Regions from separate parts of the Homo sapiens genome. Here all the other regions are linked to region 5. The links are chromatin loops, found by intact Hi-C in ENCODE. Cell type or tissue: heart left ventricle. All regions are shown on one strand. Links, peaks and the distances in the headings refer to the core of each region. The heading gives the core; the rest is flanking DNA.

The links. A loop is a pair of places that touch in the nucleus more often than their neighbours do. Peaks named below come from ENCODE experiments on the same cell type or tissue, not always from the same donor. Only the 100,000 strongest peaks of a DNase experiment are listed, where the experiment ranks them.
Region 1: it touches region 5 in a loop (5-fold over the local background); 2 of 110 quality-filtered maps call a loop at or near these places.
Region 2: it touches region 5 in a loop (11-fold over the local background); 6 of 110 quality-filtered maps call a loop at or near these places.
Region 3: a loop joins it to region 5, with 5 times the contacts of the local background. A loop is called at or near these places in 7 of 110 quality-filtered maps.
Region 4: it touches region 5 in a loop (2.9-fold over the local background); 5 of 110 quality-filtered maps call a loop at or near these places.
Region 6: a loop joins it to region 5, with 2.5 times the contacts of the local background. A loop is called at or near these places in 2 of 110 quality-filtered maps.

Annotation. Positions count from the first base shown.
Region 1 is chr6:140,769,269-140,774,688 of GRCh38, forward strand. All of the region lies in intron 6 of LOC105378027 (a long non-coding RNA gene), which reads left to right. Among named protein-coding and RNA genes, the nearest start is that of MIR4465, 88 kb to the left of the region's middle. In heart left ventricle, for the core only: no CTCF peak of the experiment used is centred there; no DNase peak of the experiment used is centred there; H3K27ac peaks cover 967 bases.
Region 2 is chr6:139,976,641-139,982,060 of GRCh38, forward strand. All of the region lies in intron 1 of LINC02941 (long intergenic non-protein coding RNA 2941), which reads left to right. It overlaps LOC103352541 (a long non-coding RNA gene), which reads right to left. Exons shown (of 3, transcript NR_121624.1): 2 at 1,982-2,233; 3 at 1,710-1,764. Among named protein-coding and RNA genes, the nearest start is that of LINC02941, 3.0 kb to the left of the region's middle. In heart left ventricle, for the core only: no CTCF peak of the experiment used is centred there; no DNase peak of the experiment used is centred there; H3K27ac peaks cover 4,267 bases.
Region 3 is chr6:140,080,050-140,085,469 of GRCh38, forward strand. All of the region lies in intron 1 of LINC02941 (long intergenic non-protein coding RNA 2941), which reads left to right. The region is part of intron 2 of LOC107986652 (a long non-coding RNA gene); the gene reads right to left. Among named protein-coding and RNA genes, the nearest start is that of LINC02941, 110 kb to the left of the region's middle. In heart left ventricle, for the core only: no CTCF peak of the experiment used is centred there; no DNase peak of the experiment used is centred there; H3K4me3 peaks cover 802 bases; H3K27ac peaks cover 2,212 bases.
Region 4 is chr6:139,956,194-139,961,613 of GRCh38, forward strand. No RefSeq gene overlaps it. Among named protein-coding and RNA genes, the nearest start is that of LINC02941, 17 kb to the right of the region's middle. In heart left ventricle, for the core only: no CTCF peak of the experiment used is centred there; a DNase peak (open chromatin) is centred at 3,338.
Region 5 is chr6:140,438,795-140,444,214 of GRCh38, forward strand. No RefSeq gene overlaps it. Among named protein-coding and RNA genes, the nearest start is that of MIR3668, 240 kb to the left of the region's middle. In heart left ventricle, for the core only: CTCF peaks have their summits at 1,349 and 2,685 (motif pointing left); a DNase peak (open chromatin) is centred at 2,687; H3K27ac peaks cover 1,030 bases.
Region 6 is chr6:139,761,776-139,767,195 of GRCh38, forward strand. No RefSeq gene overlaps it. Among named protein-coding and RNA genes, the nearest start is that of FILNC1, 6.6 kb to the right of the region's middle. In heart left ventricle, for the core only: no CTCF peak of the experiment used is centred there; no DNase peak of the experiment used is centred there; H3K27ac peaks cover 3,107 bases.

The DNA.
Region 1 (5,420 bases), core at 192-5,191, 330 kb after region 5:
TAAATAGCAAAATTCTATTAAAAACTGGGATGTTCACATGTAAACCCAGCACACCTTTATAGGTACATTAGTTTTAAGGCTCAAAATACTCATATGGAATAATTAAGTATTGTATTTTCAATATTAGCATTTAGTTTAAATATGCTGTGCATAATGTTTTACTATATGGCCCATCCTGTCATCGTTTTTATATTCTTCAATTTTTTTTATGGTACACAGATGTTTTGCCTGCCCTATTTATGCTATGCCAAGGTGAGTATTTTTGAAATGCCTTATATTTAGAATACCACTATAGGAGAATATGATTTATCAACTGTTTTGCAACATGTATGAAGTACTTGACTTATTTTTAAGGATTTTGAGCAATGAAAACTTTTATTTTTAAAAAAGTTATAGAATGATACATAAAACTTAACATTTTGATCATCCAATAAAATCTGCTTTCAAGAACATTATTGATGATATTGGGGGAGTGTCTTGAATTGTTTTCAGGAGACCATGGCTCATTTTCAGATCTACTATTTGCAGCACTTTTTAAAAAATTCAGATGGGGATCTTTGATTTTACTAATCTTCTGGATAATAACTGACAGATGTATAGGTCTGGAGCATTTGAGTCCTCTCCCAAATTTGAGAAAGAACTTTGAACGTGTTATATTTGAATTCTCGTGGAAGACAATAAAGGAAAGCCTTAGATAACCAATTAGATATGAAGTGGTAAAATGAGTTTCACCACCCTTAGAAATATTTAGTGACAGCTGAGGCGGGTGGATCACCTGAGGTCAGAGGTTTGAGACCAGCCTGGCCAACATGGTGAAACCCCATCTCCACTAAAAACACCAAAAATTAGCTTGGGGTATTGGTGGGCACCTGTATTCCCAGCTACTCAGGAGGCTTAGACAGGAGAATTGCTTGAACCCGGGAGGCAGAGGTTGCAGTGAGCCAAGATTGCGCTATTGCACTCCAGCCTAGGCAAAAGAGCAAAACTCCGTCTCAAAAAAAAAAAAAAAGAAAAAGAAAAAAGAAAAGAAAGGAAAGAAAGAAAGAAAGAAAGAAAGAAACATTTAGTGACAATAGGAGACAATTGAGTAGAATGGAAAGACTAAAAATAGTACAAATTTGGGGAAAAAAATTCAGGGTTTGTTCATAGGCCCAGCTCCTATGTGTGTGACTTTATGAAAAAAATATTGGTGAGTTTTAAGTTCTTCAATCATAAAATGGGGATAAAACAATTCTTCTTTTACAGGTATAAAATAGCTAATGCCTGCAACTTAATAAGCAATTGCAAACTTTCATAACATCTTGGTAATATAGAGATTAAATTTTCATGTTGAAAAATTTAAGAATCACAAGAAGTGACAAAAGCAGTACAGAGAGTCCCTGGACCCTACACCCATGTTTTTACAATGATGATGTTGTACTTACCCAGGGGTCATTTCAAAACCAGGACATCAACATTGGTACAAAATGATTAACTAAATTACAGATTTTTTCAGAATTCATAGGTTGTTACATACACTTTGTGTGTGTGTGTGTGTGTGTGTGTGTGTGTGTGTGTGTGTGTGTGTGTGAGAGAGAGAGAGAGTATGTGTGTGGTCCAGGAATGTAGTACTATGGAATTTTATTGTATGGGTAAATTCATGTAATCACCACTGTCAGACTGCTTGATCACTACAAAGAAACTCCCATTTGCTACCTTTTTATGTCACATCCTTATCCCATTCCTAACTCTTGGCAACTTCTATCTGATCATTTTCCATCATTGTATTTCCGTCATTTGAAGAATATGGTATAAGTGGAGTCATGCAACACTATGCAATTTTTGAGATTTTTTTCACTGAGCATAATGTCCTTGAGTTGATCCAAGTTTTTATCTCAATAATTTATTTGTTTCTTATATTGCTGAGTAGTTTTCCATTGTATGACTGTACCATGCCTCTTTAAATCCATCCATATCCACTCACTGAAGGACACATGGGTGGTTTCTAGTTTGGGATTTGCAAAGAAAGCTGCTGAGTACATTGTATAAAGATTTTCCTATCCACAAGATTTTATCTTTCTAGGATAAACACTCAGGAGTGTGATTACTGGGCTGTATTATTAGTATGTCATATGGTTTGGCTGTGTCCCCACCCAAATCTCATCTTGAATTGTAACTCTCACAATTCCCATATGTTGTGGGAGGAACCCAGTGGGAGGTGATTGAATCATGGGGGCGGGTCTATCCTGCACTGTTCTCGTGATAGTGAATGAGTCTCATGAGATGTGATGGTTTTAAAAATGAGAGTTTCCCTGCACAAGCTCTCTCTTTGCCTGCTGCCATTCATGTAAGAGGTGACTTACTCCTCCTTGCCTTCCACCATGATTGTGTGGCCTCCCCAGCCATGTGGAAGTGTAAATCCCATTAAATGTTTTTCTTTTATAGATTGCCAGTCTCAGGTATGTCCTTATCAGCAGCACGAAAACAGACTAATACAGCTTGTTTAACATTTTATGAAACTGGTTGTTTAACATTTGAACTTGCAAAAATTAACAAGTTGTTTAACATGTTTAACATTTAAAGAAACAGACTGTTATGAAACTGTCAGTGGGACTGTCCATTTTACATTGCTGGCAGAAATGTTTGAGTGATCCAGTTGTAGATTGGTAGTGTATTAGTCCGTTCTTATACTGCTATAAGGTAGTACCTGAGACTGAGTAATTTATAAAGAAAAGAGGATTAACTGGGTCACATGTCTGCAGGCTGTACAGGAAGCATGGCTGGGAGGTCTCAAAAAACTTACAATCATGGCAGAAGGTGAAGGGGAAGCAGGCACGTCTTACATGGATGGAGCAGGAAGAAGAGAGAGGGAAGGAAAGTGCTACATACTTTTACATGACCAGATCTCACAGTAACTCACTCTCTCCAGGACAACACCAAGGGGGGTAGTGTTAAACCATGAGAAACCACTGCCATGATCTAATCACCTTCCACCAGACCCCACATCCAACATTGGGGATTACAATTTGACATGAGATTTGGGTGGGGACATAGATCTAAACCATATCAGGTAGTATTTTAAGTAATGCAAAATATAAAATTATTTTTTATCTCAGACTTTTTGGACAAAGACAACTTGGTCATAAAATACATTATAGAAAAATTGCATATCTGAATGATAATACTAAGAATTGAGAAAATACTTGATTCACTCTTATGAAAAAGTTTGTTTCCTTAATGAGTGGATGGCTAAATTGATACAGAATTCAGCTGCTCAGAAATTTACACATTCGTTTCTATATTAAGCAGACCACATTCTTATTTTTGTTTAAAATAGACAAGAGACTTTATTGTATAAAATCCCCCCTATACAAACCAAGATTCATAGGCTCTTCAGAGACTCCTGCAGTATGTTCGTTCATTAACAATATAAGGACAGGAGGACTCTATCTGATGAGAAAGCATTAGCAAGATTTGATTTGGAATGTAATACAATCCCAGCAGCTGAATATGAGTTACTTTAAAATAGTTCCTATTAAAGAAACTACGTGTTCTTTAGAACCAAGATAACATCTTGTGTTATCTTTACAGTGAAAAAATGACAATTCCCAGGGACATCTTTATTGCAGCAGTAGGCTGCTACATTCATTCTTCAAGAAAGCCATTTTAACATATGCAACTAACTTATTCCAAAATCAACAGCAAAAAAAAGTTAACGTAATTGTTATTTTTTCAACTTCATAAATTACAAAACCATAGGCAAAAAAAAGAATTGAACAAGGGTAAGATAACCAATCAAATAATGTTAACCTAGTCAGAGTTGTTCTCCACATTTTAGTGTCATTTATGATAGTCAACAGAATCAACTATTGTAATTATTAACTTCTTTGGTGTACTTAAAATCCTTTAGGCAATGGAGATCACCCTTTTATGGAAATAATTTATTTTAAAACTTCCTCTTTATAGTTCCATGTATTTTTTCCAAATTTACTTTGTTTTGTCAGCTAAAATCCAAATGAACAGAAATAGAAGTACTTTTCATCAAAATAAACAATTATATATATCTGGGAAATCTTTATCCTATAAAGTTAGAATAAAGACTCTTGAGAGTCATTGTAAAATATAGTACATTTTTAGCCAATAAAGAGATTAAAAAAGAGGAAAATAGTACTGCTCTCACTGATCCTAGAGGGTAGGCATGGGTGGAAATGAGTCAGAGCCACTGAGGTGCAGTCAGTAATTGTTTGCTCTCCACTCTACTGATGTGAACTAATTCATTATTTTTTTATTCTGAACTTATATGTTTCCTTTGTAGTCATGCTGTGCCTATAATTTATTAGTTCTTTCCCTTTAAATTTTATTTGTACCCTGGGAAAATTGGAAGTAGAAAGTCTGAACAAAAAGTACCAATCTTCTTTGACATGCTCTTAATAGCAATAATCACCACAACAACCTCAAACAAGGAAGGTTTTTCCCCCATAAAGGCAAAGATACCAACAATATGTTTTCTTTTATATTGTGCACCTTCAAGGTAATCAACAGAAATAAAACAAATGCATTCATTTTCCTGGTTATATTTCCCAAGGCAAGTTTATTATTACATCTCAATAGCTATAAATTATCCATGTAAAACCAAATATAGATATTATTATGCACCAGGGTGCCTTTATATGAGTATTATAAGTGATTTGATTATAGGATCTTACACCTAAATATTTCTGAAGCAACCATAGTAAAAGAGTTCCTTTCAATACCATGATACTCAACAGAAATTAGACAGTTAAAGGAACATTGTAAAACATGGATTTTGGTGCAAGCTGTTTATCAGGCACACTTTGAGGACGATGAAAGCCCCAGTTAAGTGTATTTGTCTGCATACTGTAAAACACTTAAGATCAAATTCAGGATTGGGTGAGCTATCCACAATTACTGGCGTCAGCAGTTTAAATATAGTTCTTGCTGAGAACACCTTCATGATAACTGTTCCAAACCCATGCATTTTGCCAGGTAGAGGCAATAATTGGTAACTGTCAATGCTACCTACAAACACCATGTTCCTCCAAAAATAACCCGGAATGATTAGCTCTCAGCAATTGGCTGCACTTTTGCTGACTTCTTCTGAGTGGTTTTTCACACACAGTCATAGATAAACCCACTGTAACCTAACACAGCTGATGACTCATTTCATGGCTTTCTGCTTGTCTCTTTCAAAGCTGTATGTTGTTTCTGTTTTAGAAAGAACAAGCATCTATTTTTAAAGGAAGGGTGGGTTTGCTTTATTATTATTCAGAAAAGGACCAATCTGGCATCCTATCATCTTATCCTGTGACATGTAGAACATTCCTGGGTTTTGTTCCATAAATATAGAAAAGTTTTATTTAAAGGAACAATGTCAAAATGACCTTCAAGCCTATCTATAGACTTTTGTGTGCTGCTAGAGT
Region 2 (5,420 bases), core at 298-5,297, 460 kb before region 5:
GTTAGTATTTCATAATCCCAAAGTTCTACAACTTCCATATAACAAAAATTTTGAATTCAGTACAATGACCTTGTAAGTATTTCATTTATAACAAGCCTCTTTAAAATATATTTAGTAACATTGCTTTAATTAGAAAGAATTTAAAATATACGATGATGTCTTAGGTATGTTTATTTTTAGTGAGAATTGATTTGGTTGCTTTGTTTTGTTTTGAGATAGGGTCTCGCTCTGTCACCCAGGCTGCTGGAGTGCAGCGACGGAATGCAGTGGCACGATTTCAGCTCACTGCAACCTCAACCTCCTGGGCTCAGGTGATTCTCCCATCTCAGCCTCCAAAGTAGCTGGGACTACAAGCAGACACCACCACACCAACTAATTTTTGTATCTTTTATAGAGACAAGGTCTCAGTTTACTGCCAGGCTGGTCTCGAACTCCAGGCTTAAGCCAGCCACCCAAAGTGCTATGATTATAGGTGTGAACCACTGTGCCTGGCTGTTGTTGTTTTTAGTCATGAAATATTCAACTTTGTCCAGCCATCCTGGGCTACTCTAACAACTGTAATTGCTTTATAACTACTTAGCTATGGATTTCTGGAATCTGAAATTGAGGCCATAAGCAGAAATGACTAAAATATAGAATTCTTTCTCCTATCTTTATTTGTTCATCTAGATATTGGAACTGTATCATTAAATTTAAAGGGGGGAACTAGTATTGACAACAAATTAAATTATTTCAACCAAAACCACTTAATAGGTATGTTGACTGTTAGTCATTACCAAATCAGCTAAGAAAAAATAGTTTTATTTCCACTTTGTTGATTCAACAAATAATTTTCATATTTGTAATTCATATTGACAGTCACAGATTCCTAGGATCTCTATTAACAGATACCTCGTTTGTGCCTGTGATTATTTCTTCATCTGTGCCTGTCTTTGCCCTTTCCTAGCTGAATGTCCTTGAAAAAATCATTTGGCCTTTTTGTGTCTGTTTCCTCATCATGAGGTGGAAAAATACATAGAGTCAAATGTGTGAGGTTGTTTCCAGAAATTAATTTAAGTAAGCACTTTGAATACTACCAGACCATAGTAAGTTCTATGATGATGACGACAGATCCAGTTGAGAGCTCATTTGCTGGCAGCATCCTAAATAACTCTGCTTCATGGAAGAAAGGCTCTGTAAATACCAAAGATTAAGATCCTTGGTTTAAGACTCAAGGAATCTGTTTACAAGGTAAGTAAGCAAGAGAACAAAAACAAAACATAGTTTATACAAGGCCCATTCAATCACAATCTTATCTTTTCAATTTCAAGTCTATCCCCTTTAAGTTTCCATGACATAAATATCAGCTGACATACACACAAGGTGACTCACCTTCTTCCCATTAAACTAGGTTGAGATTAAAAACAAACAAGCAAACAGCTGGAATGTGGCACGTGGGTCAGACCCTTCTGAGTCCAGTTGGGTAACTCAGCAGAGATCAGAATGATCTTCAAAAACCAACAAGCCATTGGCACGTATCTTCAGGCATGCTTGAAGTCTATGGGGCCAAATGGTAGAGTATCCTGGCAGAGCCAAAAAGTCTTCTTTTATGACACAGAAAAGAAAACTTCTTTCAAAGTAGTTATGCAACCCAGGAGAACACAATGCATCCACTGTGTGTGTCCTGGGGCTGTCTATGAACACATGATTTCATATTTTTGTCCTCTGTAAACTTCAGCATTGATGATGAACATTATTTCAAGGAAATATCCCACTACTTTATCTCTGTAAAGACATCCATAGAGAATGTAAGTTATAATTTCCTTATTCATTTTTCTGGTTAGAGAAGGCATTTCTATTTTAATGGTCAATTATTATATTCTGAATTTGCCACAAGTCTCCTTTTCATATTTAAACACTAGGGTTTTTTTTTGTTTGTTTTTTAAATTCTTAAGATAAATAGAAAAGTTAAGGTTAGAAAATGTTCAAAACAATTGCTCACCTTATAAAATCTTGTTAGGGAAGTAATTTTGCTCATTTCATACTGTTGACATTTCTGAATTTCAGTAATCATTAATTTTTTTAAAGCTGCCAGCAGATATGTACAATACTCCTTTTAGATATTATTCCCATCAAAGACAGATTTCACCTCTTTCACTCTTTGTGTCATTTCTCTATTATTTTGAAAATATTACTAATGCCTTCAAGTTCATTTGTATTCTGTAAGATTCTCCTTGTATCCAAGCAACTCCATCTGAAAAAATAATTTGTTTTTTTTAATGAGAGATATATTCAAAACAAAACCCTGCATATATTTATGATTTTTTGGTAATAATTTTCATGATACTAATTTCCTGGAAAGGGATTTGCACTTCACGAACAAACAGTGATTTCCTTTGAAACCTTCTCTGGTCTATGTCACCACAGTTATCTAAACAATTTAGATGTCCCTTTCTTGACTAAACTTTTAAAAAATGTTGATTCTGTTCTGTTTTTAGAAATGATACACATCATCAGATAATTTGTAAAACAGAAAATATATTAAAAAATAAAAACTTCCTTAAATAACCATGGGATAATCAAGGTTGTAGTAGACTGCCAAGTGAGTTATAAAAACTCCAGAATTATGTCAGAATTAGACAGATAACCAAAGAATCTGTGGGGCACTTTGATGAACTCAAGTGAATCCTTATATTCATCTTTACTGAGAAAACTGTTGGGAATGATTTCACTTCCATTTTTTTAAAAATATAAAGCATATCCTTCAGAGTGGCACATGCAGAAATATTTTTTATGCGTGTATATTTACTGTTAAGTACACAATACGCCTATGAGAACAACCATAGCTAATAGCTTTAAGAACTGTGCTTGGGGCGAAGGGAAGGAATGTGTGGCTGGAGACTTAGTTTGGCATGACTGAGAAGCACCCAAGCGGAGTAAGGACGGGTGTGTCGGCTGCAGCCAGGCGGCAGTTCTGGTACTTCTCAGTCATGACATTTGGGGTCAGGTAACTGAATCCTCATCAGCAAAAAGGGGATAATAGTAGTAATATAGCTCTCATAATATTGTTACAAGAATTGCATATACTTATATTCACAAAATAAGTAAAATGTTTTGAACAGTGTCGTGAAGTTATGTCCTATGCAGGTATTTTACTGTAATTGACTTTATTTTTGTTTTAGAGCAGTTTTGGGTCCACAGGAAAGTTGAGTGGAAAGTAGAGAGTTTCCATATCTCCCCTGCTCTCACACATGCTCAGCCTCCCCCGTGATCAACATTCCCCTCAGACTGGTACATTTGTTTACAATGGGTGAACCTACGTTGACACATCATTGTCACCCAGAGTCGAAGTTTACGTTAGGCCTCTCTCTTAGGTTGTACATAATGAGTTTTGACAAATGTATGATGACATTCATTTTAATAATGAAAATGGTTTGGTTGTTAGGGACTAGATTGTGACACTTTTGTTACAAACCTGAAGAAAGTCGGGAGATTGTTAGTGAAATCCCTTTCTAGAAGAAAATTATAGAAAATGTGCCGGGTCTGCAGGCTGGTAGGTCCCCCTCCAGTCCCTGAACTGCCCACTGGAAGTTATGATGAAGACAGTCACTTGTTGGTTAAACTTGCATAACTTAATGAAGGAAAGAAAATATGGTTTCTGTAAGAGGACATCCTGTAACTGGACCATGATGGTTCTTTGTAAGGTCACGATAAAGGGAGAAAGAAGTGGAAAAAATTTAAACTTTAGAAAAAGTAAAAAATCCTCATGTAGTAAAGATAAAATTTTGCTGTCATGGTATCTTGTAGGAGGCGCCAGTGACATTTTGCTGAATTGCTTGTGGTGAATTCTAAGAAAAAATAAAAGATATTACTTTGAAGAAAAGGGGAATGCTAGCATGGAGCTCATTGCCTGGAAGGAGAAGAGGCTGAAAACATAAGTAGAGAAAAATCAATTTGGGTAAATTCATAAATCATTGATTTAGAATTAATGTATAGAAGACAGAGTGGGTAGGCTGGGAGCAGTAGCTCATGCCTATTATCCCAGCACTTTGGGAGGATGGGGTGGGTGGATCACTTGTGGTCAGGAATTTGAGACCAGCCTGGCCAACATGGTGAAAACCTGTCTCTACTAAAAATACAAAAGTTAGCCAGGCATGGTGGTGCGTGCCTGTAGTCCCAGCTACTCAGGGAGCTGAGGCACGAGGAGAATCTCATGAACCCAGGAGGCATAGGTTGCAGCTGAGATTGCATCACTGCATTCCAGCCTGGTTGACAGAAGTGAGACTCTGTCTCAAGAAAAACAAAAGACAGAGTGGGTTATTTGCAGCACAGTGTAATATCTGTACAAATATAACCAATGTCTTTATCTTTCATGTAGATACCTCTCCACAGGCTACCACGTGAATCTCCAGTCAGCTGGAGCAAAGCCATATAAGATAGGCCTAGTTCAGACAGTGTTCTAAAAAGAAAACTACCAACAAAAGGGGCTTGGAAAGGTTCCTCGGGATATCAAAAATCAAATTAGCTTATTCTACTGTAATTGCTTATTTAAAATGGCAGAATCCCCCCTAGAATTGGAAATGTTCATTAATTTATTCAGCAAATATTTACTGAGCACCTACTACATGCCAGGTGGTCACAAATTTAAAAGTAAGCAATATAGACAAAGCCTATGCCCTCTTCTAGCTAACAGAAAATAAATACTGGGTGAAAGAATAAAAGAGAATTATGTGCATGTTACACACTTGACAAGCATAAATGTATGTAACAGCTTTGGAATGTTCTCTGATGAAGTTCTGATATACCTTACCCATTTTTCTCCATTAAGCATGTGGTGAAGACACAGCCTGACTAGTAAGACTGTCTGTGTTCTGATATAATCTAGGTTTCTTTTCTTGTATTGACCAGAAGGTGTGAACATGTGTTGCATGAGTTGTGTATATTTGTGTGTGTGTGCATGTGTGTGTGTGAGAGAGCATGCACACTTTTGTGTCATGCTTCTCAAAATGTAGCACATGAACTGGAATTGAAGAAGAATTAGAGCTTTTGATTACTATTTGGATTATTTTCTTGGTCTTTACATATGCAACTGTTCAAGGCTTAATATAAGTTTGGTCTTTTTAGTATAATGTTGTGTAGGAGGCTTTGCTTCCTTATAATATGCTATGTGACATGAGGCTCATTTGCTTTCCCTATTATCCCAGGAAATGCTAGCATCTTTCTTGTGAGTATTCTGTGTCCTGGGTTTCCTACTGTGCTGCAGTGTAAAGAGAGTAGGGCAATGTAAACTTCTTTGAGAATCACTTCCTGACTGATTGGCGTCTAAGAAGAAACACGATCTGGAGCTTTGCACAGCACCAGGACTCTGCCTGTGAAACACTATTAAATCTGCTATTACCCTCCCTTCCGCCCTTCCCCCAGGACTCTAAGGTGACGTTCCC
Region 3 (5,420 bases), core at 251-5,250, 360 kb before region 5:
ATACTCACTGTCCAACAGTCCAAGAACTTTTAAGTATTACAAAATCCTTTTCCGTAATCTCATGTTAACAATACAGCCTTAGTTTAGAAGCATTTTCTAAAAGATGTTAAGCATTAACCTTGTAATTTGTGGTGTGCTTATATTTATCGCCAAATAATTTGCAGCATTTTGTCAGTTATTTATCTAGTTATTTATATGTTTATCTGATGCCTATGCTGAAATATTCAAGGGCTTTTACAAGTGTGCTGTGTTAGCAGAAAATACTGTTCAAGGGAGAAAAAAATATTCTTTTTCACTTGACTACTTCAATACAGCAACTACAGTAGTTACTGTATGACTTATTGAACAACCATTAGAAGGAAAGAGATGAAATAGATCAGCCAATCCCCTAAGTCATAGATACTGAATATCTACTTCGTGTGGGTTTATGTCTAAGATATCATGGGAGCTCCACAAAATATATAACTGTTACCCAAATGGCAAAATAGTGAACTTGGGATCAACATAAATTTTAAAAGGCTTGTACCTAATTTTTATTCTTTTTTGTTCCTCAAGTTCTTTTAAACTTAGAGCTTCCCTGGGCCTCAACCAGTGCCAGCTGGGCAAAAATTCAATAACCTATGTGGAGATCATTATTGACCAAACATGTTATCAGATTTAGATGGTTTGATATGCAATTATTCTGAAGACCAATTAAATATCACACACTGTGGTCATTAATAGACAAAATTGTATTCTTATATGAATGATACATCTTAGTTTCCCATATCTGTTTTCTCCTTCCAGTATATATTTTTTGAATAAATATTAAAAACCTGCCACATGGACAAACCATGCCAGTGTTTCCTTTTCATCATATACAGTTATTTGAAGAGGTTGGCATTAATCTGTGAATTCTCCATCTAGCTCATCAGGAAATAGCTGCAAAGAAGGAATTATCAAATAGTTACCTTGGTCCCTGTGGGAAGAGCGGGGCTCCTTATGGGGAAGATGGGAGAGACAAATTTAGGAAGAAGAACTGAGAATTGTTTTTTCTTCCTAATTCTTGCCTAAATTCAGATAACTTATTATGGATGCTATTTTCATCTTCTGAAATATCTAACCACCTTTTCAAAGACTAGGTTTAATTGGGGAGGATTTTCCCTTCTACAAGGCTTGCTTCAATTCTAGACTCATTAAGATGTTGAAATATCTATTCTGGTGGTTCTTTCCTTAATGGTATCAGGTTGAATTCTGTCTAAAGTTTTACAGGTTCAGATGTTGAATCTTGTTAAGATGCAGATGTGTTCCAGGATCTCCACCTAGAACAGCCATTCAAAAACCCCAGAGTAGAGCTAAACTTTGTGTGCTTGTGAAGTATGATGCACACACAAAACTACAGTGTAGTTGAGAAATGATTGTGAAGATAAAACCATGCCTCGTGTACAAAACCCCACACATATAAAAATAATCATCTTCAACTTTATGTAATTGTTCATAAAATAGATTATTTAATATTAGTTTTTTTAAACACAGTATGAAAGTAAAATTTTAAAAGTGTAATTATTTGAAGTGCACAAGAGTGCTTTACATTAAAAAATTGCAACTATATGCCCCTAAGCAAATCAATTAACTTCTCTGGTTGTGGTTTCCTCTTCTGCAAAACCAGAGGATTGGACCAGCTATTTCTCAGGTTTCTCTCAGGTCCAGTATTTAATAATTCTGTGACTCATTTTATGAAATTCATCACACCTTAATTTATGAACTTCTAATTACATATTTGTAAGTAGGCTTTTCTTAAAATGGTTTCATACCATTTGTTATATTAATACTTGCTTAACAGTTAAAGAGAAATTAAAGATAGAAGAGAATGAACAAGAGACAGGAATAAGAAATAGTTCCTAAAGCCCAAAGTACTAAAAGGCATTACAGGCAATACAATTTTGTGGGTATTTTGAAGAAAAGGAAAGTCACTGTAAACTTTAGTTTCTATTTTGTGCCATATGTGTTATGGCTGCTAGTTACTTAATCTCACAACTACTCTAAAATAGATATTAATGTCCAGTGTATATTGCTAAGTAAACTATGGCTCAGAAAAATCCAAATCCATTGAATTAGGAAGTAACACAGTTGAGGTCTTTGGGTTTGAGTGATTCTTTACATGCTCTTACCAGATCATGATGCAGTCTTTGTTTATCAGGATAAAATAGCAAAAGAGAACTGCACATAGAAGGATTAAGTAGCACATGAAATGTCTATGCTCCTAAAGAGTTCCAAAATAATGTCTTTTATCAACATTTGAATTTTTATTAAAAAATTCTTACCCAGAATAAATTGAAATAAAGTATAAAAGACCACATATGGTGCTAACAAAGACTTATGTCTGCTGATGCTATGCTATTCAGTGATATAACAATGCTAATCATAGCAATAAAATATTTACTAAATAAATATGGATTGAAGCTTTGAGCAAAGGCCATCGTTGTTTTTCTCATAACACAGAACTACTTTCACGAGAATGATATGTGCATAAAATTTGCCCTCTACAAGAGATTACCTAAAGAATTATTGTTATTTTGTAGAAGGTTTGTATTGCACTTCAAATCCAATAATGAATATTGAGGGCTTTCTGTTCAGATCTATGAAATAAAGGATAATTTATGCTTATTCATGTAATAACTAAGAAGCTATCAAATATTTATTATTGGATTGAAGCAATGGAAATGGTGAGAAGAAGGGAGAATGAATCTATTTTTAAAAGAAGAAAAATGCAATTAAGTCTTTTTGGGGTATAAGAATTTGCAGAACTATTATAAATAGAAGGGCCCATCTCAGCTTGATTACTTCAAAACAGCTTCCTGCAACCTCCCACCAAGTAGATGAGCAATTAGTATAATCACAGCAATAAGTCAAAGACACTTGCTGTTCAAACTTGTGTTGCAACTTTTCCTTTTGGCATTGCTCCTAGCCTATTCCAGTTCCACACACAGACACAAATGCACATATTTAATAAAATTTTATTTGGTAAAAGGCAAATGCCTAGGCTTGACTTCTTTTTTTGTATCAAGGTTAAGTAAAGGGCACTGAACAAGTGAAGCTGTGCTGAAAACAACAGTGGCCAAGGCAGAGATATTCTTATACCTCAACCCGTTGTGCAGATGGAAGTCTGGCCAAAAAACCATAAAGCATCAAGTCTGACTGTGAGTCAATCTGTCAGCACAAGTACAAGGTGACTCAGGAAAAGACTGCATTTTGTTTTCTGGGAAATATTCAGGGGTTCTAGTAATTTATGAGTGTTGGATATTGTTTTCAGGAAAGGATAAAAACGACTTCATAAATAGAAAGAATGAAATTTTAATAATTGATTCTCTGCTAAAAAAACAAAGAGTAAGAGTAACCCAAGCGAATTCATTTTTTAAAGAAATTTTCAATAGGCAGATATTAAACCTACACTTCAGTTTGAGATACTTCCATATTTGTAAATCTTATGTTACTAAGTTGACTCAGTACACAATAAATTGTTTCTAAGAAGCAGCAGCATAGTAAAACAGGCTTTGCAACTCCAGTCATGTGACCTTTCGAACTATGTTTTTAGCGTGTCTAATTTTAAGGTTTGCTTTAGGTTTAATCTACACAATTAATTAATTGTTACAAGTTGTCAAATTATTGGTTTGTCTGGATCTTCTATGTTAATATGAATTTAAAGGAATGTTTAATGTTGTTGAATAATAGGGAGAAGAGAGAGCTTTAGATCTTTGATTTTTCAGTCTTCCTGGTATTGCTAGGTATTTTAAATACCCAGCATTTGTCTATTCCATTGTGTCAATTATGACAGCCTTGATTTTTCACTAGTTTGGGAGTTCTTTTATGAGTGTTTCCAAATGCTTTCCTTCTTTTTTACCTAATTAAAGAAATTCACCAACTTATAGGGGAAAACATCAATTTCAACTTTTTATGAAATTCTGCTGAGAGGTTACAGAAGGTATACAGCAAAATACATTTAAAACATTCCAGCTATTAAAGGACAACTATTTTTTTTTTATTGAGGATAAGCACTTTTTATGGTCAAAAGGAATCTGACTTTTCTATTGAAATGTTATATAGAAACACCTGAACACACATAGATACTAAGGCTGAGTTCTCAGGAAATAGTATTCTACCTCCCCAAAAAACTTTGCTTACTGAACACATTATTTTAAGAAGAGAGATTATTAGTAACAGTGATAAGTATCAAGGCATAAGATCAAAATGGAAAAAGAGAAAGCACAGAAGATTGGTTTCTAATAGTGTAAATTATCCTGAAACTGGATACATGAAAGTTTAGAATAACAGGAAGAAAGGAGAAACTTTAGAGGCAGAAATTCAAGGTCAAAGGTCATCACCATATAGGAATTTGAATCAGCTAGGAAAGATAATTGCAAACCTTGACTTTGTCTTTAAATGTCACAAAAGGAAAAGAACAGTACAAGTATTTCAATACACAATTTACCATAGATGCCATACCATGATGATACAGATGACTGAAAGAATGCAGTTGAAACATATCAATGTAAATATATTATTATTTGAAATATAAAGGTAAATACCTCATAATGTTGTGGAACTTGGCTTATTTTTAAAGAATAACTCAGTTTTAAGTAATGTGCATATTATGGGCTGAGTTTTGTTCTCCCAAATTCATGTGTTGAAGTCCTAACCTTCAGTACCTCAGAATGTGACTGTATTTGAAGATAAGGTCTTTAAAGGGGTAATTAAGTTAAAATAAGGTCTTTAGGGTGGACATTAATCCAGTATGGCTGGTGTTCGTATAAGAAACAGAAAGTTGGACACAGACATGGACAAAGACCATGTGAAGACACAGAAAGAAGATGGCTGTGTACAAGGCCAGAAGAGAGCCCTCTGAAGACACCAATCCTGCCAACATCTTAATCTTTGACTTTCATCCTCCAGAACTTCAGGGAAATAGATTTCAGTTGGTTAAGGCATCCACTCTATCCTGCTTTGTTATGGCAACCCCTAGATAACTAATTCAGTTGGAAAGCATTTTATTCAAAGGAAATTAGAAGAGAGAAGTTTCTACAGAACAGGAAACACTGATGATTCTTTTGGAAGACATGAAGAACCTCTTAGATTTCATCTGGCCCAAGTGCCCTTGCGATCAATAAGCTTCATGGGGATCCACATTTGATTTTCCTTATTTTGGAAATGAGTAGTAATTACCCAGAGTGACATGTTGAGAAAAAACTGAAAAACCACAAGGCCTTTAGGTGAGGGTGGGTGTGGGGGGAAGGGGAGAGCTCTAAATGAAGCATGTTCTATATTGATCAGTGATGTTTTCCCTGGGTGAGGGGTAGTGAGTGACCACACACATGCATGTGTTGACCCAGAGTTGTATGGTAATTTTTTAATTCAAATGTCTCTGTGTATGAATCTGTTTGTTC
Region 4 (5,420 bases), core at 328-5,327, 480 kb before region 5:
CTTCACATTTGAGCAGATAAACAAGTCTTGGTAATTCCATTGAATGGAATATTACCCAGCAATAAAACATCCAACAACATTTTTATAAGTGAAAGGAATCAGACACAAAAAAGTATACTGTGTATGATTTTATTTGCATACAATTCAAGAACAGACAAAAATAATTTATTGTGATAGAAAGCAGATCAGTGGATATCTGGGGCAAAGAATAGCAGAACTGATTGCAAAGGTGCAGTAGGGAACTTCTTGAAGCAATGAAAAATCTTGATTGTGGTCACGTTTATATGTATATAGATATTTGTTAACATTTTCAAACTGTACACATATAGTTGATACACTTTATGTTATATAAATAATACCTTAATAAAGTTGATTTTAATTTTTGAAAATGTAACTAAAAATGGTGCTTTTGACCGGGCGTGGTAATCCTAGCCATTTGGGAGGCCGAGGCGGGAGGATTGCCTGAACTCAGGAGTTCGAAACCAGCCTGGGCAACACCGTGAAACTCCATCTCTACTAAAAATATTTAAAAAACAATTAGTTGGGCATGGCAGCATGTGCCTGTAGTCACAGCTACTCAGGAGGCTGAGGCAGGAGAATCGCTTGAACCCAGGAGGCAGAGGTTGCAGTGAGCCTAGATCGTGCCACCGCACTCCAGCCTAGGCAACAGAGTGAGACTCCGTCTCCAAAGGAAAAAAAAAAAAAAAGGTGCTTTTATACGGTAACAGTAAACAATTTGAAAATAATATTTTAAAATTTATTGCTCACAGTATCTTCTAAAACACACCAAATATCTAGGAATAAATTTTACTGAAGGAGTGAAATAGTTCTACATTAAAATCTATAAAACTAAAGTGCCTTAATAAATGGAGGGGTATTCTATATTCAGAAATTGGATGGCTTCCTATTGTAAAGATAACAATTCTCTCCAAATGCATCTATAGACTCACTACAGCTCCAATAAAAATCTTAGCAGGTAATTTTGGAGGAGTTGAGAAATGTATTATAAAATTCACAATAAAATGCAAAGAGGAAAAGAAGAGTAGCTTAGTCTTGAGGAAGAGTAAGATGAAAGTTAGAGAGCTTACATGACTTGATATCAAGCTTTATAGAGTTAAAATACTCAGTACAGTGTGGTGTGGAATTGATCAAAGAAAAAGACTTCCACATAGTTACCTAATGTATAACAAACTTTCCATGGCAATACAATGCAAAAAAGGATGTTCTTTTAAATAAGAGGTGTAGTTATCAACTAGATATCTACATAGGGAAATATTTCATACCCTAAAATTACTTCCATACCAGTTGTAGATCTATTTGTTTACATAAATCAATAGAACTCCTAGAAGAAAAATTTTTTTAAAAACCCTCTTAATTTAGGATGAGGCAATGAGTTTCAATTGAGGACAAAAAGGACCCCCCTGAAACATTATGAAGGAAATATTGAGCAGTAGAAGTGTATCCAAACAAATCATTAGGAATATGAAAAGGTAAACCACAAAGAATCTATTTGCAATAGATATTTCCAATAAAGCACTTGCATACAGAACATATTAAGAAATTTAAAATAACAAAGATTAAAAAATCAGACAACTTAATTAAGAATCACCAAAAAATTCAAGAAGTGTTTTACATAAAAGGACAACCTGTTGACCAAGAAGCATATAAATAGCTCTTCAACATCATCAGTCATCAGAGAAATGCAAATAATAACCATTCTGAGAATCCAATACCTACTCTTTGGAACAACTAAAATTTAACAAAGAAACAAAAGCCCTGGCAATACCAAATATAAGCAAACACATAGAGAAATTGAAACTCTAATACATGATTGGAGTTTAAATTGGTACAACTACTTTGGATAACTCCTTGAAATTATTTACTAAGGTAAATTATAATTATATCCTACAACTTAGCATTTTCACTTCTCAATATATTTCTAACATAAATGTGTCCATATGTACAGAAAAATATATGTACAATGATGTTGATGGCTATTTTATTGCTAATAGCTGAAAACTGGGCTTAGCAAAAATATCCACTTAGCAGTTGAGTGAGTGAAAATTTTTGGTATAGTCACACAATGGGAATATGCTACATGGATTTATCTCAATGGATAATATGGTACAAATGAAGTCAGTCACACAAAAATGCATATTGTGTGATTTCATTCACATAAAGATTAAAAGCAGACCTAAATCTTTGTGATAAACATCAGAATAGTGGTTACTTCTTAGGAAGGCAGAATGAGGGAGATTTCTTTGATTCTGGTAATATTCTATTGCTTCATTTAGGTGTTGGTTACAGTGAGATATTCACTTAATAAAAATTTCTCAGGTTGTGCATTTAAGATTTATATACTTATATTTCAATTAAAAAGTTTACAAAAATATAATTTCCAAGATAGATATATGCACAAAATGTTAAGGGGGATAAAGAATCTAAGAGTCGGGTAGGAGAAGAGAGAGGGGCTTGAGAATGAGATTATTGATGTGGGCAGAAATCCAAAGAAATCATCCTAAAGACTTCTACTAACATTGATTTCCTGTGTAGAAGAGTCATTTAAAAATCCTTACACAGAACAGGATGAATAAAATTGGAAATTATTATTTTGTTATCATAGAAAGTTGATATTTTCAGAGAGCTGCCAGCAATGATTTTTTTCTGCATGATCTTGGGCATCCATAGTAGTCCAGAACTTGTGAATAATATTTTTGAGAAATGCCTTTATGGGTCTACCAAAAGCTGTACATTTAACTCCCATCCATTGACTTAATCTAACCAAACTTCTTTATTGCTACATCCTTGCCTTTTTCCAACATGAAAAGATTCAGTGTAGTTCCCAGCTTTGAGATTTGAGTACGTGCCTTTCAAATTAAAGGCATAATATTTCGTCTAAGTCTTCTTTCCTTTCTAAGGAAAACAGTATAATTAGATCAATACCAATGTTACCACTTATTTACAACATGTTTACCTCCAAAGTCCAGCTTGATTTCTTTCTCTTCCATATGTTTTCCTCTTGACTACTGCAACTCATTTAAAAACAGAGTGTGAGAAACTAAGTCTCTATGGAGTATTCGAGTTCATAATGTTGAGATGTTAACAGATCTCCATCTTCTTTAAACTTCTACGGCACTTAAGATTTTTACTTTATGAATTAGCATTTACTTCTTATATATTTCAGGGTACTTAATTTTGATTGTGTTAAAAAATAACCAGAATATCTCAGTGCCTTCACACAAAATTGTCTTTCTCACTCATGTCACAGTTTAATGCAAATCTAGGACTTTCCTTCAAAGAACTCCTAACCACACCGGGCGCGGTGGCTCACGCCTGTAATCCCAGCACTTTGGGAGGCCGAGGCGGACAGATCACCTGAGGTCAGGAGTTCCAGACCAGCCTGGCCAACATGGTGAAACCCCGTCTCCACTTAAAATACAAAAATTAGCCGGGCGTGATGGCTGGCACCTGTAATCCCAGCTGCTTGGGAGGCTGAGGCAGGAGAATCACTTGGACCTGGGAGGCGGAGGTTGCAGTGAGCCGAGATAGCGCCATTGCACTCCAGCCTGGGCAACAAGAGTGAAACTCCATCTCAAAAAAAAAAAAACCAAAAAACAAACAAAAACACTTTGGGAGGCCCAGGCGGGCAGATCACGAGGTCAGGAGATCAAGACCATCCTGGCTAACACGGTGAAATCGCGTCTCTACTAAAAATACAAAAAATTAGCCGGGCGTGGTGGCGGGCACCTGTACTCCCAGCTACTCGGGAGGCTGAGGCAGGAGAACGGCATGAACCCGGGAGGCGAAGCTTGCAGTGAGCCGAGATCAAGCCACTGCACTCCAGCCTGGGCGACAGAGAGAGACTCCATCTCAAAAAAAAAAAAACCTCCTAACAGTCACAACTTATAACAAAAGAGTATGTTTTATTTTCCCATGTGAGCCTATTTTCATTTCACCTTTTACAAAATGGCTGCACATATGATATGAATAATATATGAATGTATCTTTATCTGTTCCTTTCCTCTCCTCCTGCGTCTTTTCTCTCACAGTCCTTTAAGCTACCATCCTTCCTTTAAATTATACTTACTTTCTACAAGTTTTTTTTTTCAAATTCAAGTTTTTCGTGATCAATTATTTTTAAAGACCTCTTAGTGGTACAGATGAATGTAAACAAAATACATTTATTTAAACAACAGACAGGAGATAATTAGCTACTGTGTACAGGTGGTAATGACAGACTTTTGGAAGAATATAGCAAATAGCAGTTTGTGGAAATTAGTTTTCTTTCAGCTAGAATGATTTGACAATCTTTGCCAGAACATGCAAAAATTTTATGAGAGCTAAGTGAAATACTAGCCAATTCTTGCATATTTGCATATCTGACAGCTCCTATTTTCAGATTTTATTGATGAAATTAAGTACACTAAACAATAAAGTACTTTGGATTTTTTTTCTTTCTAATTTTCACTTGACTTTTTTTTTCTCTCAAAGCTCCAGCAACGAGTAAGGAAAGCATTTGTTATAATTCTGAGAAAGTATGAAAGTAGGGCTCAACCAGGCTGGTGCTCTATTACCATATGTCTTGGAGGTCCACCTGTCTCTAGAATACTCATGGACAAGGAAGATTCTGAACAATGGAATAAAATGGGTAATGTGGAACATTTGTTTTTCCTTAGTCAGACTGCCTCAGGGTGCTTGCATTATTCAGGGTGTGAATTTCTGTTACTTCTCACAGTATTTATGTATCAGTGTTTAGGTATAGTTACCCAAAACATTTCAAAGGCAAATGAGAATTACTTCGAAGGAATTGTGCATTAGCCCCACCAATCTATGCTCCATTAATTCAATTGCTTTGTATGAGGGTCTGTGTATTGTAAACCAAACTCCAGTTTCAGATTTTCCTGAAGGAATGCAATCTGTCAAAAATCCTGTTTGTGTTTTACCCAAGGTCAAGAACATGATCTCAAGAGAAGGTATTACAAACAACTGGGGCAGTAATAATGACCTCATGTTATTTTTTTAAACCTAATAAAATCTTATAGATTAATAAAGATTCACAGCTTTCGTGGCATTTCCACGTCCATTTTTTAAAAAATTATATAGAAAAGGAAACAGATTTGTAAACACTAAGTGCATTGCCCAAGGTCACTCAACTATTAAACTGTAGAACACAAGTCTTTTGGCTCCTAGTCCTGTGTTTATTCTAGTACATTAAACAGTAGCTTGAAGAAATAGAGAGACAGAGGGAGAGTGAGAGGAAGGGAGAAGGCAATAAAAGGAAGAGATAAAAGGAAGAAGGAAATATACAAAAATTTCCATTTGCAGTATTAGATCTATTTGGAACAGACTATGCTTTCTTACTCATCAAATCATTTTAGCATCAAAACAATTCTAGAAGTTAAATCACTTACATAAGAAGA
Region 5 (5,420 bases), core at 84-5,083:
CGATTGTGTCTCTTTTTGCTTTTTCTGATTCAAAATTTAGAGCTGAAACCAAGGCTTTTGTGACATACTAGTCCATAAGGCAGTGATTGTGTGTGCAAAGTGTGTCTCTGGTTTTATTATTCTGTTCACATATTTTTCCATTTGTATGTCTCTCAAATTTTCTAACCATATAAACCAGAAATTTTCTTTTGCAAAGACAAGTTTCAGAAAAGAAAACATTGTCCTTAATTTAAGTCCCTAAAAACAAAATCTCACATCACTCTACTTATTTTAATATTTAGAATAATTTGATGTTTGTGTAAGGTATATTAGTCATAAGTTAATTCAATTGAAAGTAGTTGTATATGATTTCAAGATAATATGAAAGTATCCATTTTTTTTAAGTAGAGGAGTTTAGACCTTTAATAAAAATATCCAACCTAGAGGATGTTTTTAAAGCTGTTGTAATGTTCATAGTAACATCTTTGTGGCGAGATTAAAATTTCTATGAGAACATTACACTTGAATTCAACAAGTGCTGCCTGTTAGCATGAATAGCAAATGCACATCCATGCTTCTCTTAGATAACAGATGTTGTCTAGGAGGATGGTGATTGCACACACGACAATTTAAAGATATAATTTTTGACATGTGAAGAGTGGAAAAGATAACGCTTGAATCACTAGAATATTTCTCAGTCCATTATTATAAATAGGTGCATGTACCTAAATTAATAATCTTAATTACATATAAAATTTTTGAAATTGGCTCAAAATGTTTATTAACTATTGACTATCCCATTGGGAAGTCAGTGAAAACTTTATATCCATGTATTTGGCAACATATTTTTAATTCTATGTGTTACATATGTTTTTATGTCTTACTTTAAGTTTATTGTGAAATACAATAAAGATATATCAAAATGAATATTCAAATTTAACTATTAACAGATATTACTACTATTCATATTCATAATGCTTATTACCATTCATTATAACATTACAAGTTACTGAAATATTTAATGTTCAAATACGTTGTTCTTGAACAGGCATTTATGTTAAGTTTGTGTAAGTGATGCCATGTTCCACTAAGACAAGACCGAGATATTTAGTTCAAAGGTGACATGTCCTCTTCAATAAGTAGATTGTTATTTTGGTTCACGGTGGTGAGGTGGAGATGGGGCCAACATTAAAGAATCAACATCAGTTTCCTACATATTTTTAGGCAGGTTTTATTTTTCAATAATATGACACACTTCCATTTTTATTTATTACATATTTGTTTCTATGTATCCTGTAAAAATATAAACAAAAAGAAACCCAAAACTTGCACTCACTATTAAAGACAGGAGTCAGGCTTGAGTTCCTTTTTTTCTCCCTCCCTCTCTCCTTCTTTCTCCTCCCCCGCTCTTGCTCTCTCCTTTCTCTTTTTCTTTCATTTTTTTCTTGCTTTCTTTCATTTTAATACCCTTGTTCCCATTGCTAGTATTGTTAATAGAGTCTTATTTGCAATGACTCAACAGTTAAGTCTCTTTCTCCTCATTTCATTTTTTGCAGCAGTGGTTGTCAGGCCAGTGAAAATGAAATGCTGCAGTTGACAGTGTTTAATATTATTTGTTCCTATCACTGTTAACACTTCTATTATTATTGAAATGTTTAGATCAGCACTGTCAGTTCCAAAGGACCTGCTGACATACCAAGGAAAACTTTGATAAACAGCTCTGCTGTATTTCTCTATATTCTTCATAGTCCTCGTTTGAAAATCCTTTCTTGTTCCTTGGAGTAATTTATTTTGAAGAAAAAAAAAATCTTGGTTTGTTAAGAACTCATCAATTCCTGCTTCTTATTTTCCACTTGAAGTTTTAATCCTCTGTTTCTAACCTCACAATCGGTTGCTGTGGAGGTGATTAAGATGTCACAAATATAGGATTATTGTAATTCTGGGTAGAGAATAAGCCTGAGATGATTTTCTAAAGAACAAAGAGGTCATTTTCATGTAAATATATCAACTGCTTCAAAGTGAGGAAAGGGAATGAAACAGAAATATGAGATCTAATACTACCGGTTATAAAAGAAATGGATTAAAATTTCATATGAAAAATTAATAGCTCTGAAAAATTTATACATTATGATTTTTATGATTTTTTGAGTTCTGTGTTTCTTTGCACATGTGTGGGTCTGTAAGCTGAAAGCATGTGTGGGTCGGGATAGCCTCCTAAATACAAACATCTAATTGAATGTAATGTGTGACCTTGAACAAAGACCAATTTTTCCTTTGATTTGTAGAAACCAGTGTCATTTTATAATTATACTTCGTGCCTTCTGTTGCATTTGAAAGAATATTTCAGGACATCACAATTCCCCTGAAGTTGTGTATCCTGTATCAATTACATATTAGATTACAGACTTGATATTGCTTTTTCTAAGTAATTTAAATCTGGGAAGTTACTGAGTAAGTTGTAAATACCTTCTGAGAATCTTCCTCTTCTTCTTACTCTAAGTATAGTAGGAAGGTATTTCCCAGCCTAAGGCACAGAGTAGGCTTTTAGTTAATACTTGTCAAGTAACAACAGGGGACAGACTTCTCTGCTTCTGAAGAAAAATGATGCCTTGACAAACTTTTGAATGGTAAGAGTTACAGAGAACTTTTCCTCCCCCGCCTCCCAGGCCATGGCATTTTATCGCTCCACTGATGAGCATACAGCTCCATCTGGGGGCAGGGCCAGAATGGAACATTTTCTCATAGTCTTGGTCTCTTGGCCACATAGCTGTCATCTTTGTGCATCAGTCAGGCGCTCCCTTCGTCACTAGCACTGAACTGCTCATGGAAGAAAATTTAGTGCCTTGCGATTGGGACTAGCTCCAGCTACCGCATTTCAGGGCATTCCTTAGGATCACTGGGGGCATCATTATGATCAATTCCAAAGGATACTCTTGAGGAGCCCTAAAACCTTAGACTTAGTGATAATGTAATATTTTCCTGCTTCTCTCTTGTTTCTGGGGCATCTCTTTCCTCTGGTTTTCTTTCTAACTCTTGTCTTTCCTTGCCAGTCTAATTTGCACATCACTTAGTCAGCTGCTCCACAGATCGTCTGTATGTAACCCTTTTCTCTTGTCATTCTTCACCCTTCTTTATAAAACGATATCCACACTCATATCTTAAAATAACTTCTTTCCTCTGATGGCTACCACATCTGCACTTAAATCCTTTTCCTCTTGAGATTCACCCTGCAAGTATAATTGTGTCCTACTGAGTTTTGTTTGAGTATCTTGCAGGTAATATGCTCAAAGTTCTTCATCTTCCCAACTAAATCATATCTATCTTTTTCTAGTTTGGAGATGAAATGTTACCTTCCTTTTTTTGTGTGTGCCCTAATGTTAATTACCCCAATCCATCAACAGGTTCTGCCAATTCTGGTTGCTCAAGAAGTCTCCAATCTGTCCTTTATTTATGTATCCTCACTACAATAACCATAGTGATGTTCTTATATTTGGCTACCTGGACCACTGCAACAGCATTTTAATAACCACTTCCCAACATTTAATTCATCCTTTCAACTGCAGAGTTACTGTTCTAAATAAGCAAGTCATTTATGTCATCATTCTGCATTAAACACTTAAAATCTTCCCCATATCCATCAGGGTCAGTCTGATTGAGTGTTTAATGTTACAGAGGCAGACAGTCTGGCTTCAAGTGCTGGCTCTTCCACTTAGCAGTTGATGAATTTGGCCCATTTATTCAACCTCTCTGTGCCTCATCTTCCTTACCTGTAAAATGGTGTTAATATTGAACTTACAGGCTGCCCAAGGGAAAGACATGAATGACTTTCTATAAATGTGTAGTGCAATAACTGTTGGCCATAGTAAGTACTTAATAAATATTCATTATAGTCATCTCAATCATGATCCCCATCATTAGTATCGTCATCATAATCCTCATAGGTGCTATGGTCTAAATGCATTCCCAGCATTTATACATAGAAACTTAATTGCCACTCTGATCATATGTAAAGACGTGGGACATTTAGGAGGTAGTTGTCATGAGTGTGGATCCCTCATGAATGGGATTAGAAACCTTGTGATGCCTTATAAAAGAAGTTGAAGGGGCCGGGCTCAGTAGCACACCTGTAATCCTAGCACTTTGGGAGTCCGAGGCGGGTGGATCACCTGAGGTGAGGAGTTCGAGACCAGCCTGACCAACATGGAGAAACCCTGTCTCTACTAAAAATACAGAAGTAGGTCAGGCGCGGTGGCTCATGCCTGTAATCCCAGCACTTTGGGAGGCCAAGGCGGGTGGATCACCTGAGGTCAGGAGTTCAAGACCAGCCTGGCCAACATGGGGAAACCCCATCTCTACTAAAAATACAAAAATTAGCTAGGCGTGATGGTGGGCGCCTGTAATCCCAGCTACTCAGAAGGCTGAGGCAGGAGAATCGCTTGAAGCCAGGAAACAGAGGTTGCAGAGAGCCAAGATCGCGCCATTGCGCTCCAGCCTGGGTGACAGAGTGAGGCTCTGTCTCAAATAAATAAATAAATAAATAAATAAATAAATAAATAAATAAATAAAAATACAGAAGTAGCCAGGCATGGCAGTGCATGCCTGTAATCTCAGCTACTCTGGAGGTTGAGGCAGGAGAATCGCTTGAACCTGGGAGGCAGAGGTTGTGGTGAGCCAACATGGTGCCATTGCACTCCAGCCTGGGAAACAAGAGCAAAACTCCATCTCAAAAAAAAAAAAAAAAGAAGAAAAAAAGTTGAAGGAGGTGTTCTTTTGTGCTTTTCTTTTCCTTCTTGTGAGGACTCACCAAGAGATGCCATCTTGGCAGCAGAGAGCAGCTCTCACCAGACACAAAATCTGCTAGCACCTTGACCTTGGACTTCCCCTCTTCCAGAACTGTGAGAAAAGAAATTTCTGTGATTTATCAGTTTCCCAGTTTCAGGTATTTTGTTTTAGCAGTACAGACTGAAACAACAGAAAAAAAAGACAGTGACATTGCATTCAAGACTGTCCACATCTACTAGCTTTACAGTCTCCTCCATAAATAAACACTCCTAAAGCTTGCTTCTCCCTCTGGTCTAAGAAGGCATTTTGTTGTTCAAATGGGATGCATACTCTCCCTGCTATTCCCCTTATCATTCCCTTTATCTTCCTATGAAAACTATAGCTTATCCTCTGAGCTATTATTCAAATTCAGCTCTGTGCAACTTTTCTTTATGCACATAAGAAAAGTTGGGTGTTCATTTTTGTGTTTTCATACTACCATATGAATATTTCTAATATTGCCTTTCACACATCAGTTTGTCTTTATTGACTACGTTATTTATTATTAGAGGGCTATGAAGATGTCGTAGAGCAAACATTGAGCTTTATTCATATCTCTAGTGTTTTGTACAATGTCTGGAATATCGTAGATCTTCAAAATCATTTTAAGTGCATGGTAT
Region 6 (5,420 bases), core at 182-5,181, 680 kb before region 5:
TAAGGGAGCGTCTACTAAATTGTGATATTTTTTAGGAGCAATTTTGGTGACATGATGTAGATTGAGGACATTTACATGTTTAGAAAGAGTCAGTCACATGGCAATGATATTCTCTATAAAATTTATTTATATCCACTCTTGTTTTTTAAAGGATTTGAAAAGATTAATGAGATTAAATACAACATATCATTAAAAATTGTTAAAAAAAGGAACACGAAACGAGATTCATAAAATAGAGTTAAAATTAAGACTAAATTGAAAACAGATCCTGCAAACACTTGCACCCTTGCCAAAAATTTGGGCCTAAGCTTCCTGGCAACTAACCTGAAATAAATTAGGTACGTGATCAGGTACACAATAGATAGTGTTTAAGTGACAGAAATAGTTCACACTGGTCAGGAGAACTGTAACGACTCTTAATGCAAAATACAGGCAAAGACCTCTTGAGGATGTTCATCAAGTTATGACTGCATAATGCCTCTCATTCATGACAATTCTTAAGCGTGGACCAGCTTGAGTTTCATGAGGTGTGTTTACAGTGTCTTTCAGTATGAACAATCTTCACATCAAATGTAGTTCAGTAAAAGCAATTCTACTGATATTTATACAGGAGTTCTATGAAATAATTTCCTCTAGTCCGTCTAAATTTGGGAATAGATATGAGAGTATCTGCCCAAATGGAAGGACTACTCTATCAATTAGGTAGGGCTAGTTTGTGCCAGAAAATGTCAGTTGCTTAAAACTACAATATTTAATTTTTGTTCAGGCAACACGTTCACAATGGGTTAAAAAAGGACTCTGCTCATTGAAGTTATTAAGGAACCCTTGGTGAATAGAGGCTTCATGCTTTCATGATCACAGAGACTTGGGGAAAGGACACAGCAAACCACGTAGTAGCTCTTAAAACTTTGGCCCAGAACAGTCATCACGTCTGCTGACTGAAGCAAATCAGTCATCAGGCCAGGCCAGTCTTCTATAGAAAGGGATGTGCAATCCTCCCATAGGGAAGTGCACTGAATATTGTAAACAACAATACAGGTTATGACAACCATGTGTCCTTAACAAAAAAACCTAAATAATGATTTTCTCAACTGTCATTTCCCAACATATTGGGTGACAAAAATTTCCAAATTGCATCATTCCCTACTGACTCCCTGAAGTGGTAGTGTTCTCTGCTGGCAGTTTAAAATGAGAACTGTCTGCTTTCAAGGATAGACCGGCTGCGGGTAGGATTGATATTCTACCATGAAAATGCAGCAGCTTAAAGGAGCCATGCCAGAATACTCTCCACCACTTAATACTTTTTATTGCTTTTGACAACTTAAACTCCACATTTTTTCCTTCTCTAGGAAAACATATTGGTAACTAGACATATACATAACATAGATTGGTATAATGATGATGCCTTTTATGATTCACCTTAACCATTCTTTCGTGACCCCTGCCATCAAAAACATTCAGTGACTTCCAGTGGCATTCCTAGCATTTTTGACACCTTGGCTGGATCATTTTTATAACACCCCTCACTTTGTGATGCAATTATTTTCATGTAGTAATTAGCAATCAATATAATTTTTAAATCTTCTGTTTTAAAACAAATGAAAAGAAGTGATTTTGATTCTAAAGATTGTGCAAATTTGGGATATTTTATATATGAACTAAAATTTGCACTTATCAAATAAAAAATGTTATACTTGCATTTTGCATTTAAACGAAAATAGGAAACTCCAAGTGATCCCATAATAACTCAAGTTCTGTTTCTTTGACTTAGAATTGCAGCTATGTCTGCCCAAGGCAATTGCCAAGGTTTCCCAATTTATCCTGAATGATTGTAGCTGAGTGGGGTACGTTTGGGGAACAATTGTTTAACTGGGAATTTGCTGAGTTAACTTTTATGTTGAACACAATATTTAATAAAGGACAAATAATAAAAATGTGCTAATTCAAACCACACAATGTATTATTAAAACTCAATGGTAATGGCAGCAATTGTTTAAAACTAAGACCAGAAATGATTTTTTTTTTTTTTTGAGGAGGAGTATTTTATCACTTCATTGTTTAGAAATGTCGGCAGGAAGTGATGATTAGAATCAGAATGACTGGGTTTTATTATAGCTTTAAAATTTTTTATAGACAGGGTACCCCCTCATTGTCCATACCCAGAACTCCCTCATACTTGGTCAGTCACTGGTGACTCCTCAGTGTTTACATAATTGAGTCTAAAGTGGTGATCTTTAGCATAGTTCTCCATCATATGGCCTCAACCTCCTTCCAGCCTACTCCTCCACAGTTCACCTATTGCGAAAATACCCCATCATCTAGAATTGTGAAAATATTCTGTTCCCTGAGCCCTCCTCTTAAAAAAATGCTTCTCTGTGTGTTTGTATTTCTCCCTCTGACAATGTAAGTGTAAAGAGCACAGGCTTTAGAGCCAGGATTTTGTGGGACTGGATTTTCCCTCTGCAGCTTATAAATTGTGTGACCTTGGACAAGTTATCCAACCCATCTGGGCCTCATCCTCCTCATCTGCAAAAATATTGATTACAGAGCCCATTTACAGATACCACTGGATGAGATGAGAACACATAAAATATATGTTAAATTGTCTTATCCCTCCATATCTTTCATTATTCTCCCTTAATAAGTTTTGCATATCTAACAGTTACAGGACTTTGATCAAAATAGGCCTGCATAGAGTTTGAACAACTGAATTGAATTTATTGGGCTTCATTCATGATATACAAGCTTCCAAAGTCACATGGTCTAAGCCCAAGCTCCAGTTCTTTCTACAATTGCCTCAGCTGTGAGTCTTGAGCATTGTCATAAGAAGAGAATCTAGGATATTTCTCATTTGGCTTCAGTTCCTCTTCTTCAGCTGTCCAGACCTCTTTCATTTAGAAAAACACTGTGACAAAATGAGGAGGCTGCAGAAGCACAAGTGGGAATGGCAGCTGACCGCACGGGGAGAAGGTGTCTATTTCACCTTCAGGACCATCTTAGCATTTTGAGCAGCTCATAGGTCAGGAATGCTGTTGTCATCAGGGTTAGAGCTATGTCCTGAATAAATACCAAGTTAGGAGGAAGATGACTCAGAGCTGCCTAAACCTCATACTCCTCTGATATTTTAAGCAACAGAGAGTGGCAAGCAGCTGTTAGATATCTTTGCTTCTTTGTTCAGGCAAAGCTTAGCCTGTTCCATTTGGAAAGAAAATGGTCATAATTTCCAGCCCATTTTAAACTCTTCCTTCTTAGAATTGTTACTGCACACATAACCTGGGTCACACAACTTAGTTTTCTGCAATCTCAACTCTTTTTCTAATTATTTCCTCTTCCCCAAATGGATATTAAGTTTGTTGTGGAAAGAGAATATGCCTTATATTCCTCTTATATTCTCTCCAAACTGAAAGATTAGCCTTTGGCCCAGAGTAGGTAGTGCATACAAGCACTAATTTCATTTATATGGGACTTTAAAATGAAAAATTACCTTTATGTCCATTCTTTTGTTTAAACTTCACTACAACTTCATAAAATAATTGTTATTATCTTTATTTTATAAACCAGGAAACTAAGGTTTAGAGAGATTAAGTATACTGCCAAGGATAAGGATCATACAGCTAGTAATTAGCAAATCCTGCATTTGTGTGTGTGTGTGTGTGTGTGTGTGTATTCACCTCATAAATCGTATCTTAAAGACTCATTCATTAATGACAGCTTAATTGAAAACCTTTAAAAAATATATTTAATTTTTTTCTACTTATTAAATCCTTGTTCCCTAACTTGTTTTTATTGCTCTGAAAGCAGCTAGAAAACCATTTTGTAATTTGCAAAGATGTAGATCTAGAACCTAATTATTTCATTTGTATGCAGAAAAGAAAACCTGTACAAATGTAAGAAGAAATGGCACAGGAAAATCCCCAAGTAATAAGAAACCATAAATTCATTTGTATTTTAGGTAATATGTTTATGGCAGATATTTAGAGAATTCACATTATTTTGGGGCATCATTATTTATCTGAAAGATTAGGAAGGGCGTGGAAGAGTCTGTGCGGTTAAGGAGAGCAAAATAGGTGTAAATAATATCAATTGGTAGACTCATTTGATTCAGTCAACAGGTTTTATGAAGCACCTGCATTTTCTGTCATGGCTGGAGAGTGGTTTTCAACACATGTTAACATTTGGGTAGGTCAGATACTCTGTGAGTTCAATCAAGATAACCCTGTTTACCCACTAAGATGACTCAGAGAGCTGCTAGGACCTAGTTTTTTCATTTCGGTCTCGTGCTGCAAATGGTCAGCAACTATGAGATTGATGGAAGACATTTGCCTCAATTATTATGCTATGATTCATAGATTCCTACTATAGAACATAACTGAGTATTTGGCCTTCCTCTTTCAGTTGGGGAGAGTAAACAAATTTCTTATTTATATCAACAAGTCATAATTTGAGCAAGTTAAATATTAAAACCTATTGAAACAGAAAAAGAAGTTAAGTTTAGGTGTGGATAATGTCAAGAACAACTATTTAGTCTTTATTTGCGAGATGATGGGCAAACATTTTATGCTGCTTGCAAAATTAATGTCTTCAGTAATTTACTACACCTTTTACTTCATTCATGACAATTTCAAAGGATTAACTGTGAATGGATATTTGAGGAAGTTAGCTTACTGGATCACCAAAGAGTGGCCCAAGGAAGGGTGGGGAGTAGAAAAGTGCTCAGGAGATAGCTGTTGAAGCTGCAGAGAAATCTCTATTTCTATCTCCTGGTTTAAACCCTCCATCCCACTCAATGTGCATTAACCTGAAATATTAATAGATCACTGTGCTTCTCCCTTAAAAACAATGCACAGGCATTTAGATTGATGATTGCTGCTGCATTCAAGGTTCTGTAAATAATGATAACAATACTGTCTAGCACATTATATAAGATCACCTAAATTATAAGTAGAAGATGTATCACGTCATGGTCAAGTCTAATATATATAATTTATGGGCTTTATTCTCACTGTTGCAAGTGTCTATTGAAGAGGGCAAGAATAATGACCCTTATCCAGAAAAATATGTGAAGCCTGTGTCTTTTTCTAAATCTGGAGTTTAAGAAACTGTGCGATCCAAAGGAAAATCCCTTTCAAGGGGAAAAATTAAATCATTTAAGATCACCCCTCCCACTAGGTTCCATTAACCACATTTTGTGAACTTAGTATGTGTCTGACACGATGATGAGTATAATGGCAGTGGTGGTAGGAGGTGTAAAAAAGTGTTGGACATGTGCCTCACTTTCACTGTTAGCACTATTTCTTTGAGGAAAGGATGGCAGTCTGTCTTTTTCTTCTGTTTTGGGAATATCCCAAAGAATTATTAAAAATGGTTTTAACTTTCATTGTGTCCTCAAAGTCTTGTGCTTTGATATTTTTTTTTGTTCT